Linked DNA regions of Mus musculus: region 2 is linked to region 1. A link is a loop called in an ENCODE intact Hi-C map of the cell type or tissue named here. Cell type or tissue: gastrocnemius. All regions are shown on one strand.

Region 1 (2,500 bases):
AGCCACTTAAAACCAACCTAGTGAATACCCAATGAACATTGCTCCATCAACTCTTTTCATATTCATCATTGCAACAACCATTGCCTAAACAGTAGCCTGCAGCTGATCCTAAGATACTTCCTGTTCCTCACTCTTTTGCACAGTTACCTTTTTGGAATTTCTTGATCACATTCAGTTGTTCTCCCTGCCCTTATATTTTATCAGGCAGCCATAGTCTGTGACCTGGTTTAGTGCAATAACGATCTCAATCAGCTCTCTGTAATTAGCTGCCCTTCTTTTGTGAAAGGATAAATTTTAGCAAAATGCGTAAGATCTCCTGAAATCCAATCCTTTCTTCCTTGCCTCCAACTCTGACCTCTTCTCTCAGCTTTCTCTTTATACTGTGCTTCAGAAACTGTCAATCATTTGAAAGTCTTGCTGTGGGTTCTTGTTTGATTTATTGTCTTGCTACATCTACTTTGATCTCCTTTGATGCCTTGCTTTTAATCCAAAATCTCTCACCACAAAAGTGCTAAGCAAAAGAAACTAAATACACATGCTGTGTGTGTGTGTGTGTGTGTGTGTGTGTGTGTGTGTGTGTGTGTGTGTAAGTATCCTCAGTACAGTAATAAATTTCTTTTTATGAGGAGAGAAACAACATAGCTTTGACTGCCAGGATACAAGGATCCACTCTCTTAGAATATATGCTGCTTTCCTGACAGAGCCTAGCAACAATTAGTAATGTATGAGATAGTCACAGTTTTGACTGCTAATTTAACATTTGATGATGACTTCATTTGGAGATTGATACCTCTACACATTTAAGTGTTCTACTTTCCAAAGGTGAGGCAAACATAATCTTATGGGGGAGGGGGTGCTCATTGGGAATGGTAATAAACAGACTTACTACTACTTGTTAAAGAACCAAAGACTTCAAGCCACTAGTTCCTAAACATAGATTGGGCAAACAGGGGAAGAGCAAACTCAGCTCCCTTGCAGGTTGGGGTCAGAAGCACTCTAATGACTTACATAGTCTGGGTCACATATTAGCTTTCCCCGTAATTTTACCAGGGTTTATTTCTATCATTTAGTCACTTGATGATTATGTTGTACAATTACCAAGTGATCAATGGAATATATCAAAGTAACATTTTCTTGGACATTCAGTTTTACATACACCATCAAACAATAACCCTACAACAGTGGAGATATTTATCTTTAGGACAAAAAGAAAAGTGTTTAGATTTGAAATTATTGAATCTTACACTTGGCATTCATCACTACTAAAAATCTCTTATTTCACACTCCAAAACCATAGCATGTCATACTGGATCTTCTGAGAGTGAATCTTGTTATACACCAGAGGACAGTGAAAATGGCCACTGGGTGGGGCCAAATATCAGGAATTCATTCTTTAAAATAAGAGAAATTATAGGCAAGTTTCCACATATAAATTTAAATGACTTCACACTCAAAATGAGAACCAATGTTGGTGTGTGTGTGTGTGTGTGTGTGTGTGTGTGTGTGTGTGTGTGTGTGTGTTTGTGTGTGTGTATCATGGTATTTTTCTTTTGTATTTCCATCTATCCTAAAGTATTTAAGCAGTTCCATTACTCCAGGTCGCTTGAACACATAATACTTGTAGAGTTTTTTTAAATTATTGCAGCATATATTTGTCATCTTCTTAAATGCCCTACATTCTGGGAATCTAGACATTCATTCTGAAAATGTGTTGCATGAATATTAATTTGTTCTGGGAATCAAACAAGAGATTATGAGGTTTATCTAAGAGATGGCATGCACTAGGTCATTAAGAATCATCAACTGGCCATATCACTATGTCACTTTCATTCTTATTGGAATATAAGTTAAATTTTGTTACTGTCTCTGCTTCCATCACTCCTGGGATGCAGGGAGACTCACTGTTAGTTTATATTGGGGCTATACTCAAGCCCATCCCTAATAGCCTCGTCAAAGGTATGTACCTAAGACACAAATTACTTTAATATAATTTCCTTTTGTTCTCCTTTAAATGTAACTCTCCCAACTTTTCCTTGGTATCCATGAAGATCTTGGAATATCCTCTAGCACGGAAAAATCAAATAAAATACAAGTAACTATATATATATATATATATATATATATATATATATCTTGCTTCATAGCATTTCAAATCCCTGTTTCTACCATCTGCTATAAAATACAGGCATTTCAAACTCTCCCTATGTGGGAATCTTTTTATTCAAGAATGTAGAAGCCATGGTAACAAGTTTATAACATCTGCTAAGGTTGTTAGCTGCCTCTGAATCCTGAATGCTGCCCTTCCCAGATTTATAACTCTTTTATCCACACAACCTCAGTTAGAGTTGTGCTAATAATTATTAATGTCACTGATTGATTAAAGGTGTGTTGATGGACATATCAATTGAATGGATCTGGGATTTTTGCTGTTGTGGTTTGTTTGTTTGTTTGTTTGTTTGATCTGGAGGAATATGAAATCCACAGAGGTACAGTATGGGTT
Region 2 (2,500 bases), 260 kb after region 1:
GGTCCAGACATTTGACACACATCCCATGTAGCAGGAAACTACAGAGCATTGGGATTTGTAGATTTGCAAACTTAGCCTCGAGTGTCCCAAGTTTCCCTGAGAGCTCTCTATCTCTGTCTTTGTTAAACAGTTATTTGCTGATCCCTGCTCCCATAGAGGCTATATAGGATTATAGAGGGATGGGGTCAGCACATGGCACATAGTAGGATCTCAAAAAAATGGCCTTCTGTGTTAATTCCCATTACCAGATGAATGCAGCAGATAGGATATTGTTTATTGGTGGGAAAGGGCTGGCTAGAACACTGGCCTGGGGCAAGAAGTCCTGCCTCAGGGAGGCTGCAGATAGAAAGCCCAGGAGCAGGCAAAGTACAGTCTGCTTGAGATATAGGGTGTGAAAATGGTTGAGAAACCAGTAAGAGATGTGAAAAGGGTGAGCCCCGTGGATTTCTTAACTAGAAGTCAAGTCACTGTGTTCTTTTCTGGGTCCACAAAAGATAGGCATCACCAGGTGGGGTACAAACTCCTTCAGTTGCTGTCTGTTCAGGAGTTAAAATTGTCACTGGGCCATCCCTTTGAAATCCCAAACTACATTTACCTGAAAAATAAACAGGAACAGTCTTGAAATTGAGACGATTTATCAAGAGACTAATTATCTTTTAAGCTAGTCTGGAATAGTAATGAGCCGTTTTTACACGAAAGCAGACCCCTGATGGATATCAGCATATCACGTGCTCAGGCAGCTTTCCCAGGAAGATGTTACTGCAGGGTAACATCCCACAGCAACCCATATGTGAAACGAGCAGTGGAAATAAGGCTTGCAAAGGTATAAAGGAGGCCTGGGCCCTTTAAAAGCAGTAACTATCTCTAAAATCTCCACCGCCTCCTGAATATTCTAAACGGAAAAAGGATGGCTCACTTAAACACATGAAATCATTCAAAACAGGCAGGCGCTAACGAACACTCCATCACTTACTGAGAGATGTCCCAATCTAGAGCGAAGATTTACATCTAATCATTGAAAGTAGGAGCTGCTGGCTGTCATCGTTAGTCTAGAAAACCAAATCCCAGTTCTGTGTGCGGGGGAAGGGCTGTGTGTATGCACACAGGCGCATGCATGGGCACAAGCCCAAGGACACGTGTGTACATGCCAGAGGAGGCCACAGACAACTTTCGACCCCTCAGGTGTCATCTACCTTGTCTTGTGAGACAGGGTCTCTCATTGAACCTGGAGCTCACTCATAAGCCAGGCTGGCTGACCAGTGAGCCCCAGGCATATTTATCTGTCTCCACCTCCTAGAGCTGGGATTACATGTGCATGCCACTGGCATTTCTAGGGATTGAACTCAGGTCTTTTTGCTCAGCAAGTCCCTTGATTGACTGAAGTGTCTCCTCAGCCGCGGGGTCTAAGTTCTGCAGTCGGTAGCTTCAGCTTTTATTGGGGCTCAGTAGTCACCGGGCAACATGGTTTTTCCTTTCAAGCAATCTCAGAACACAGATATTACTGTGAGGTCTGTTTTTTCAGAAAAAGCATCTAAGTCTTCACATTGTTTGTGGGTTAGTCTTCACTGGCTATCCATAAACAAAGAAACTTTGAATGCAGGCTACTTAAAGTTCTGAGAAGATGTGGCTGGGACCAGGATCAGCTCAATGGTGTATTCTCCGTGAAGAACATGTATGTATGGTGATTAAGATACAACCCTGAGTAATCAAAATCAATAATACTTAATGCCGTATTTTAAAGTCAAAATTACTGGAAAAGGACCTGGAGAGAGGATACAGTGGGTAACAGAACTTGCTGCTCTTACAGAAAACCTGGGCTCAGTTTCCAGCCCTGACGTGGCAGCTCACAGCTCTTTCACTCCAGTTCCAAATGATTTCATGCCTTCTTCCAGCCTCCATGGGTGCAAGACACACACAGAGAGAACGCATATATAGACACACAATAAATGAATATATCGTTTTAAAGAGCAATGGGAAAAAAAAAACATGATGAATAAAAGACAAAGGTTTAGATAATGGCATGTTTAACCCTGCAAACACCGGCCTAAGCTCACCTTCCCTGTCCTCATTGTCACCATGATGCTGAGCAAGGCTACCGCCATGATTAAATAACTGGGTCAAACTTCAGCAATGATGAAAAACACCCTACCTCTTTCACAACATGCTCACAGGCAAAATGTTCCCAAAGACCACAGTGAGTGCCCTCAGTTTAATCATCAGAGCCAGTCACACCAAGCTTATTCTTATTTAGAAGTAAAATCTAACATGGAGAGCCATGGCCTCTCCTCAAATTCTCCATTCACTGGTGGAACCTGAGGAGAACTGGAAACAGATCTCTAGGTGTCTGAAATTAAGAGGAGGGAGGAGCCACCCGACCACTGAGCTTGTTCTCATAACTAGGTCACCATTATATGGAGGGTGACACTGGGCCTGAAGTCATTCCTTATAAAAGATCTGAACAGTGAGAGCGGAGTTTAATGTGTAAAAGTCACTCCAGTGG

Evidence for each region. A loop is a pair of places that touch in the nucleus more often than their neighbours do. Peaks named below come from ENCODE experiments on the same cell type or tissue, not always from the same donor. Only the 100,000 strongest peaks of a DNase experiment are listed, where the experiment ranks them.
Region 2: a loop joins it to region 1, with 3 times the contacts of the local background. A loop is called at or near these places in 11 of 42 quality-filtered maps.

What each region holds. Positions count from the first base shown.
Region 1 is chr8:102,514,593-102,517,092 of GRCm38, forward strand. No RefSeq gene overlaps it. Among named protein-coding and RNA genes, the nearest start is that of Gm39233, 200 kb to the left of the region's middle. In gastrocnemius, a CTCF peak has its summit at 1,349 (motif pointing right); a DNase peak (open chromatin) is centred at 1,378.
Region 2 is chr8:102,776,905-102,779,404 of GRCm38, forward strand. The region is part of intron 1 of Cdh11 (cadherin 11); the gene reads right to left. Among named protein-coding and RNA genes, the nearest start is that of Cdh11, 7.0 kb to the right of the region's middle. In gastrocnemius, no CTCF peak of the experiment used is centred here; a DNase peak (open chromatin) is centred at 1,152.